Regions from separate parts of the Homo sapiens genome. Here region 1 is linked to region 2. Evidence: chromatin contacts called from ENCODE Hi-C data. All regions are on one chromosome and are shown on one strand. The core of a region is the stretch at or near the end of the contact, and the rest is flanking DNA. Distances in the headings are between cores, read along the strand shown.

What was found. A loop is a pair of places that touch in the nucleus more often than their neighbours do. Pooled maps may share reads with other maps.
Region 1: a loop to region 2 is called in a map of gastrocnemius medialis, with 3 times the contacts of the local background. The contact joins two enhancer-like sites. A Hi-C loop is called at or near these places in 5 of 168 maps with a recorded cell type or tissue (cardiac septum, gastrocnemius medialis, heart left ventricle and 1 more) and 5 of 50 pooled maps.

The regions. Positions count from the first base shown.
Region 1 is chr10:24,111,692-24,117,006 of GRCh38, forward strand. It overlaps a transcript of KIAA1217 not described here. Among named protein-coding and RNA genes, the nearest start is that of KIAA1217, 95 kb to the right of the region's middle. Within about 2 kb of position 3,889, at least 3 of the 41 ENCODE cell types and tissues checked have a DNase peak (open chromatin) inside an H3K27ac peak, as active enhancers do.
Region 2 is chr10:24,007,359-24,012,273 of GRCh38, forward strand. It overlaps a transcript of KIAA1217 not described here. Among named protein-coding and RNA genes, the nearest start is that of KIAA1217, 200 kb to the right of the region's middle. Within about 2 kb of position 1,458, at least 4 of the 41 ENCODE cell types and tissues checked have a DNase peak (open chromatin) inside an H3K27ac peak, as active enhancers do.

The DNA.
Region 1 (5,315 bases), core at 2,639-5,138, 110 kb after region 2:
AAAAAAAATCAGAGGGGTGTATTTTTGCAGCAAAAATTTCAGATGAAGGGGTTTGTATTTTTAGATGGCTTAGTTTTTTTGAGTTTTGTTTTTTTGCGACAGGGTCTTGGCTGTCATTCAGGCTGGAATGCAGTGGTGTGAACACAGTTCACTGCAGCCTCGACCTCCTGGACTTAAAAGATCCTCCTTCTTCAGCCTCTCATGTAGCTGGCACCACAGGCACACACCACCATACTCAGCTAATTTGTTTTTGTTGTTGTTGTTGTTGTTTGTTTTGTTTTTGTTTTTTTGTAGAGACAGGGTCTCACTATGTTGCCCGGGCTGGTTTTAGACTCCTGGGCTCACACGATCCTCCTGCCTTGGACTCCCAAAGTACTGAGATTAGAGGCGTGAGCCACTGCACCCCATCAAGATGCTTGATTTGAGTTAATTACAGACATTTTCCTGTAATTTTAAGATTTTCTGCCAACAAAAGCATTGGAAGAAAGTAAAACGTCACTACATATGTTGAGGTATCCTGAATAGTAGGGCATATTTAAAGACAAAAGAAAATGCAACTAGCTTTACTTTCTTCCACAAAATTAAGGCTACCTCTAAGTCTTTCTAACTTCACACATCTGTAGCCAGTTGGTTCAACCACCCAGGAACAGATGGTCATGAGGCCAAGATGTTTTATTTCTGTGCGAACAGGATGGCTTTGTTTTATTCCATAGGCTCAAGTATATAGCCTGGTGTCGTGGACTGAATAGTGTTCTGAAAAATTTATGTCCACCCAGGACTTCAGAATGTGACCTTATTTGGAAATTGAGCCTTGCAGATGTAAATTGGTTAAAATGAGATCATACTAAATTAGGGTTGGCCCTAACTCCAATGACTAGTGCTCTTTTTTTTATTTTATTTTATTTTTTTTTGAGACAGAGTCTCGCTCTGTCGCCCAGGCTGGAGTGTGGTGGCACAATCTCGGCTCACTGCAAGCTCCACCTCCTGGGTTCACGCCATTCTCCTGCCTCAGCCTCCCAAGTAGCTGGGACTACAGGCGCTCGCCCCCATGCCCGGCCAATTTTTTTTGTTTTTTTAGTAGAGACGGGGTTTCACCGTGTTAGCCAGGACGGTCTCGATCTCCTGACCTCATGATCCTCCCGCCTCAGCCTCCCACAGTGCTGGGATTACAGGCGTGAGCCACCACGCCTGGCCATGACTGGTGTTCTTATAAGAAGAAGGGCCACACAGAGACACAGGAGAATGCCATGTGAAAATAGAGGAGGCAGGGATTGGAGTGAGAAACCAAGGCCTGCTGGTAACCCCCAGAAGCAAGAGAGGAGCACAGAACAGATTCTCTCTCCAGCCTCCAGGAGGAACCTACCATGACACACCCTGATTCCAGGGTGAGAGAGTAAATTCTTATTGCTTTAAGCCACTCAGTTTGTGACAACGTGTTACAGTAGCCAGGGATAACCCCTAGACCCGGACATACAGCTTGATCATATTCTACCGGTCACACAGGCATTCAATGGAGACTGTAGACATCTAGGTCCACCAGTGGGAAATAATAGCTATTTTCTAAAAATAATACCTATTTTTAGAAAAGCATCTTCACAATTTAAGGTTATAACTAATGTGCCCAAGTCCATTCCTGGTAAGCAACAGCTCAGGCTCTTTACTTAACAAGGAGCATGTCCAGAACATGCAATCTCAAAAGTGCTACTAAATTCTGCCACCTCAACAACACCAAATCTGATGACAAAGCAGTAGAAAAGCTTTTTAAGGAAGCCAGTTTGTTCCTGCAAGAGTGTCTTTAATTAGGGATGAGTATTGTAGAAGATGACAGCATCCACTCTATTTTAAACAGAAAAGGAATTTTGCTCGCAAAATCACTGGAAAGGCTAGAAGATCAGGATCTAGGCTGGGATTCCAAAAGTGGCTTCCTAAAATGACACCACTGAGCAGAGCTGGCTCCTGGGGAACTGTGCCCTCTGTCAAGACCGGGAAGACGAGGACCAGGAAGCTGCTGTCCCAGATGTCCACTCTTGTATCTCACCACCTGATGCATTATCCAGGGAACTGGAAGCCCCTGCCATGCCTCCCGGCTTTTGGGAACACATTGCTTCGCTCTCTTCAGAATGAAAAAGCTGATAGCAGAACCGTTAGCAGAACCAGCTACATATTCATGTGGCCAGTGCAAAATGAAAATGCAGACCCCCATGTTCACAATTATTAAGACCCAAGACAGCAGCAACAGAGCATTAAGCCAAGCATGGGGCCCTTCTAATCATGGGAGTCCTGTGTGACTGCTCTGGTCACCTCCCATAAAGCTGGCCCCAGCTGTTGGCTTCAGAGCCATGGTGGCCTGATAATCTACATCGGCAAAAGGGATCAACATGGATGCATCCTGTACTATAACTCTTCCTCACTTGAGTCAGCAGAGAGTTTAAGACTTTGAGACTCTGGAAGACTGGGAGGCAGGGCCCTGGCTGCAAGGGAGTCTGAGGAACGTCCTTGTTAGCTGTCCAGGCTCTGCGGTGAAGGAAACACTCCAGAAGGAGCTGCAAAAATGCTGACTGATGGATGCAGCACACCAGCATGGCACATGTATACATAGGTAACTAACCTGCACATTGTGCACATGTACCCTAAAACTTAAAGTATAATAATAATAATAATAAAAGAAACAATTCCAAAAAAAAAATGCTGACTGAGTCTATCTACTGTATCCACCCAAGTGATAATTTTTTGCAGAGCAATTGGTTCTCTTCTCACTTACAGACCCCCCCTGTTGCAGCCAGCTAAGTGCTTTCTATACACAGCACTCAACAGACAGCTGGCAGAATCATGTGTGTATCTTCTCTGCACCAGGTGTGTGTTAGAAGATCAGAATACAGTGCTGACCCAGGAAGACAAGGTCCCTGCCCTTTGATTTCCCTCAAGTGAACAGACACGAGAAATTAACAAGTGAACATTCTCACTCAGTCCCATCTTTCTTCCCTTCAATCCATTCTCAACAGCACATCTGGAGAAATCCTTTGAAAAACACAAATCAGTTCACACACATTCCCCTGCTTAGATTATTTCCATAGTTTTGCCTTGCCCTTGGAAAAAAGCCAGACCTCCTCATCAATCCTGACAAGAGCCTCGCACCATCTGGTGTCTGCCTATCTCTGATGCTTCCCCACTTGCTAACTACGCCACATCAGTGTCCTCTCTGCTTTTTGGAGCATAACAAGTTCCATCCTATCTCTGTCTTTGATTTTGAGCTTTCCTAGCTCACTGCTCAACTGGTTCCTTCTCAGCTTCCGGCATGTGGCTAAAATGCTACCTTTTCAGGAAGGTTCTCTCTAATCCTAAGATAAAATCCCCACCTCAGCCCAGTTTTTCTACATCATATTGCTTTGCTTATTTATCCCCACTTATCACAATCTGAAGTTAGCCTGTGTATACATTTGTGTGTTTCTCTTTCCTGTCCATGAGACCAGAGGCCTTGCCTACCTGGCTCAGTGCTTTACCCCAAACTCAGCACAGCACCTGCGTATAGCAGGAGCTCAAGAAATATTTGTTGAGGAGCTGTTACTGACAGATTGGTACATTTTTTAAAAATAGCTACATTCATGGAAAGTCAGGTTTGCATTCATTATTTAGATGAAAGAAATTGAACCTAAAAATGAAGCATTATTTGGGATAGCTATGGAGTTTAGGAAAATTAAAGCAGAGAGTTCAAGGCAACTGGCAGTCATCAAACCATACAGGTCAGCTATTCTGGGAAAAAAAATGTGGGCTGGCATTGGGGTAAAAAGGCCAGGCCAAAAACTGTCCAGTAATACACATGATCTCACACTTGTTTACAGGTTATTTTGAGGCTGTTCTCTTCCTGTTCCCAGTGAGTGATCTTCCTGCTCACAGTGAGATCACTTACTCACTGAGAGCAGAGACCTCTGTCTTTCTGCAGTGGCCCCCAGTGCTCCCAGTAGCTCTAAGAGCAGCTTCCTGCTCCTTGTTTAAGTTCTCTAAGGATGGAAGATGCTAAGCACTGGGAAGGCTTGACTTTCATGCTTTTGCATGGCGCCACCAGGTAGGATGGCCAACCATCTGGATTCCTTGGAACTGGGGAGGTTCCTGGATACGGGGCCTTCAGTTTTAAAACCGGAACAACCCAGGGAACAAATCAGAGTACAGTCATCTTTCCATGGGGGCACTAGAAAGAAGGTGGCTTCATTCTTATTTTTGCTGATGGTCTCAGTCCGACCAGCTTGCTTCAGCCCATGTCATACTCCATTTACTCACTTGTAACTAATCTTTGTTATTTTGCCCTCCCCTTGTGGCTTCATTGTGCTTCCCAATCCTCACTCTCAGCCCTGCTTCTCTGACTTCCCTCGTTGACAGTGTCTGGATTCTTTCTCTGATTGTGTCATACTGCAACACTCTTACATCACCTGATCCATCTTGCCCCCTGGGATCTTGGGGGTTCTACCCCCACCCCAGGCCTCCAAGAAGCCCCGTTGTCACACTTGCCCCATGAGTAGTGGTAGGACATTGAGTGATGAGAATTATCTATGAATACAATTATGGTGATACACCTCTGACTGCACAGCTCAGAAAAAAAAGGCCAAAATATTCAGGAGTTATCTGGTGACCCTCTATCATACAGAGGAGGAGTCTGAAAACTTTCTCTGTAAAGGGACAGATGGCAAATATTTTGGGCTCTGCAGACCATGCAGTCTCTGTCGTAAGCGTGCAACTCTGCCGTTGTGGCAGGAAAACAGCTGTAGACAATATGGCAACAGAGACTGCATGGCCTGCAAAGCCTAAAATATTTGCTATCTGTTCCTTTACAGAGGAATTTCTCAATTTTTATGTGTTCCAATAAAACTTTATTTACAAATATAGGCAATGGGCCTAATTTGGCCCATGGGCCATAGTTTGTGGATCCCTGATGTAGAACAGCCTTCTAGATGATTTTTAAATTTTTTATTGAGTCTATAAAAGTTTTTTTTGTCCTCACCACTCATGGATCAGCCATAGCTCCGCACACACAATTTACACATCTTCTTCCTAATAACCCTCCTTACCTCTCTTAATTTTTCATAGTCATTTTCCTGTGCTTATGGAAACTTTTACTCCACAAAAATTAACTCTTGCACCAAGACACACGGAAAGAAAGACTGTGTGGTACTTATTTCTAGAAGGATGTTTAACACACATTTGTAATATGAAAGATAGTTAGGGAGTTAGAGTGAACTGTTAGGATAACTGAAATTAATACACGGTTACTGCTTTGTTAGATTAATAGGGCTCTGATGGGCAGGAGTATCCTTATTCTTGGT
Region 2 (4,915 bases), core at 208-2,707:
CTTATTTTCTTTTTGGGTAAGGTCTATCTTTTTATTAAATCATAAAATGAGCATCCATCATCTTGACAGTGAGTGAATTATGAGCTGTAGGCCTATCTATAAAACTTGGCTTCTGTTCATTCCCTCTCTGAGCTCAGTGGAACAAAATGTCCAAATTGAACCCTGCAATCTTCCCACAGGTATTTGTTCTGATATGTAGCTGCTTTATTTTTCAGTCATTCTTCCTTTGGTGTTGCGGACAGGGTTAGCACATATGTGTTATTTTTCAGACCATGTATTAGATCCATTTATATGCCTGTCTTTGTGTTCAGACTCTGGCTCAAAGCCATGATAATGACTAAAGAATACGAAAATGCTCAGAGAACATGAACTTTTTGGCAAAGGATAGAGGGAACGGTGTAGATACCTGATGACTGCCTGTGTCTATGGAGGGAATAGAATGAATCAGAAATAAGAGTTGTTTTTGGGTCAGTCCAATTATATGATCTTGATCAAAGTCAGGATCCCATAAAAGAGCAAAATTAATTTTCCAGTTTCATTGAGATCCCTTTGCTTTCCCCAAATCAGCCTACATGAGTGGCCTTGAGTGTCTGGAATGGTGAGATGACCAATTAATCCCCAACTTTAGCATATTCATTCAGCCTAAATTCTGTTCATAAATCCACCAGTTCAATATTTTATGCTAATAAAAACTATTAACGTTTTTCATTTTCTCCCATTACAAAGTTTTCATACAGCCCTCAACATTCTGCCTGCAAGATGTAAAATTTTGGTATTTAATCCATAGGAAGGTAGGAAATTAGATAGATAGATAGATAGATAGATAGATAGATAGATAGATAGATAGATTATTTATCTTGTCTCAATACCGTCTTCATTCAACTTGGTGTTTGGTTTAGTGAGCTGTATAAATCAGCACTCAGCCACATCACAGAGGGATAGAAGGGCCTTCGACATCATGGTCAGAGAATCATTGTCAGGAAGCATTAAACTTAGCTTCCTCAATGTCAGAATGTTTGCACCAGCTCTGACACAGGAAGTTCGCTTAATGATGGCAAAAGTTCCCTGAGTGACGGTAGAAAGTTTGCAAAATAGCTTCTGAATTCAAGCAACCAAAGAGGCTGTATCCCCTCCTTCTGTAAAGTGATATTGTTGGTAGAAAACCACCAGATGAAGGAGGGCATGCGGGTGCTGGATTTTGTGCAGCTAGAAAGCTGGTAGGTAGGTCCTGTTTAGTCTGTGCCAGAAGCCAAGCAAGCTTCAGAAAGGGAGTTCAGGAGTCCTCTCAGCTCCCGGTGATTTACCCTGACTTCCCTTTGTAAGCATATGGATTCTATTTTCTGCTGTCTCTATAAATACTGTTGTGACTGTCTCTGCCAAACCAGCTACCTTTCTCACCCCAGGGAGAAGCCAGGGATCAGACATTCCTACGCTACCGCCCCATTAGATGCTGCCGTAACACGAGGGAGCAGACCTGGCAGTCAATATGATGTGTGTATTTGAATCTTTAAAGAGCTAGGCTAAACTTAGAGTCAGCAGACTACCATAAATAACCTGTGTTCCTCTCTCTTTGTGTGGTTTGCCCTGGAATGCCTTGCGCTTTAGCGTTGTACAAGCAGCAAGAGATCAAAGAGTCAACCTTTTATGGATGCATAGTTCATTACAAAGTCATCCGTGGGAGGAGACCCTGGCAAAAGCACTAATCATTCTCTCTTGTGACTGTTTTGTTGCCTGAATTGGGATTGGAGGGCACTAAAAGAACTTGCAACCACTTTAAATAATTTTAAAGAATAAAATAAAGCTGGAAATTCACTTTTAAAGGAGGGTTAAAACTTAACTGGCATCTTTTTTGGGTATAGAATGTGGTAGGAGGAAAGAGGAAGTAAAGGAATTGGCCCATTATCACATGGAATGTGGTTGGAGAAGAATAATAGAAGGCAGAACAGAATCCTGTGTAATTTACTTACCCTTGGGTAAGCGTTAGAGAGAGCCTTTGATAAGCAGAGCAGAACATCGACAGGGATTTTTTTTTTTAAAGCCCAAACTAGATAATGTATTTGAAAAACAGGCTTTGAACTAGTTTGCTAGAATATAAAGAATAAATGTGTTTCAAATTATAGCACTAATGATGTTGCAAACCCAGGATTATGGATAATCACAATGCTACAAAACAATAGCTACTATTTATTTGATGTCTGCTGCATGTCACATGCTGTGCAGTGTATGTGATATCTTTTCATCTCACAACCATGCATGGGGTTGACCTGTTGGTTATCCCCACTTACACACAGGGAAATAGGACCCTGCAAAGTTGAAATGCTTAGCTCAAGGTCACACAGTCACTAAGTGGTAAGCCCAGGATTTGAACCGAGCTCTGGAAGGAAGTGGAAATGACTACCTCTTAGCCTGTAGTTAATATTTCTGGCTCTTGACACTTGTTCTAGTCTCTGCTGCAGGAGTTGTTGGAACTCTTTTGCTTTCTGAGCTTGGGAGATTCGCTCTCAAAGACTTACTCTGTGATTAAGACTTACTCTGTCTGAGCTGAATGTGTGTATCTGTATGGGGGCTCTGTCCTTGTGGTTGTCCATAGGCAGTCAGAATTAATTACTCATAAAACATTGCATAGATAAGACTTTTGATCTGGCATTTTGGAAGTTAGGGGTTGGATATCTTATAAAAGAATGTCTGTTGCATACTTGATCAATTACAGTGATAGCTAAAGAAACATTTTCTCAAATGTATTATTTTAACAGGAATCATGTTCTAGCTTCCCATCCTTTAGCTTACTTTAAGTTTCAGAAAACCTGGACTGTATGAACGCTTTTTAAAAAAAATGACAGGGTAAAATGCAAAAAAAAAAAGTCAATGATTACAGTCAATAAAGTCTCAATGGCTCTGTATCCCTGAGATCTTTTGTTCTTGTCACAGATAAAAACTGCATCACAGAAATGCCACAAGATCAAATGATTAAGATGATTGGAAAACTACAATGCTCTATAAATATTACTTTCTTTCTGTTCTTCTCAGTGATACTACCTTTGTTCAACCCATCTCTTCCTGCTGTTTTAAAATAAAAAGTTTTTTGAAAGTCAGAAATAAAAGCAAATAACTGATCGATCCTTTTTTTTTTTTACCAATTTCATAGCAATTGAAAACATCATCCAAAATACTGTAGATCTTCCCCCCCTTCAAGTTTTCTTGAAAGATTTCACACGTGCAGTGTAAGAAATTGTGAGTCAGCCTTCTCCAATCCTGACTTTAAGAGTTGCAAAAATCATCTGCCAGGGATCACATATGTTCTCGGTTCCATGAGAGGAAGAAAACACATTTGCTGGAAAAAAAAAAAAAAGGGAACTTTAAAACCAGTGGAGTTAGAATAAATACACTTGCATTCTGCTAACTTCTTTTCCTTTCCAGGGCCTGAAGGCTTTTCTGGCCCTGGACAGGAAGCAAGGCATCTGTCACCCCAAATACTGCCTCTCCGGGATGGGGGTTCCAGCTGGTCATGGAAGGGAAGCAAAGGAAGTGCAGAATGACCAAAAGATGGGATTAGGATGCAGAAATAATAAATCTACAGCAACTACTTTTTGAAGCCAAGACATCCAACAGCTATAAGTCCAATCTCTCCTTAAGACCTCACAACACTCCAATATGATTGGTAATAAACTTCAGTCTGCAGTTGAGACATGACTTTTAGCAGACTAAGGCACTTGGCTAAGGTCACATAGCTAGTGAGCCAGGTAGGGAAGAATACCAGAGCCTGTGAGTGTAGTATTTCATGAGTAGCATTACCTATGGAACCTCCAGAACATTGGATAGGTATTTCCATCTAAGAAATTGTCTTCAGCCTGGTGCAGTGGCTCACACCTATAGTCCCAACATTTTGGGAGGCTGAGGCAGGAGGATCTCTTGAGGCCAGGAGTTTGAGACTTGCCTGGACAACATAGCGAGACCCCATCTTTACAAAAAAATTTAATAATTTACCAGACGTTGTGATGCCTACCTGTAGTCCCAGCTACTCAGGAGGCTGAGGTGGGAGGATCACTTGGGCCTAGGAGTTTGAGGTTGCAGTGAGCTGTGATCATGCCACTGCATTCCAGCCTGGGTGACAGAGTGAGATCTTGTCTTAAAATTAAATAAATAAAATTGTCTTTTTAAAAAAAAGCAGAGAAAGAGTCTCCTAACATCCTAAAGCAACAGCTTACTGGCAAGTACTAGTGCCTCCATGTTAACATTGCAGAAACCAGATTCAAACAAGTTGTGAGTTTCTCTTGAAGCAAAAGAAATCAATTACAGGGAAAATGGAACTCTCAACTTAACACTCAACTTAAGAAATTTAAAAGTCATTTCATGATGCTTTGCCCTTCTTCACCTCTCACTGAAACAGTTCTGTTCTTCAGTAATTGGTGTTGGGTTGTTCCCGTGGGTTGACAGTCAGCATGTTTTTATTTATTAAATGGTGTAAGTAAAAATTGATGTGGTGGAACAATCATGGCAGTCTCTGCCACAGAACAAAGGCTTTTTCCAAACCAGCATTTCCCCCATAACATCTGTGAAGATGTTTCATGTGGATTTTCCTTCCCCAATATCCAATGGCATTATTTCATGTTCAGATGGAAATGACAGTGACATTTCATTTGACCAAGGAAAAATAAAAGGAAAGAAAGAAACATTTCTACATTTAACAGAACCCAAAGGCAATTTGAAAAACACTTTGGAAGCTTATTTCCATTTTACGATCTAAAGCAGACCTAAGGTGTATCTGTAGACAGGTGGTGCTGGTTGCAGTTCTGCTGTGAGCCTTTATGAAAAGGATTATGTTGACTTTCTGAGAATATTTCAGGACTCAGCATCTCAAAGGACTCCAAAATGGTGGTTTTAAACTCCCATTGAAATGGGTCACAATATAAATCCT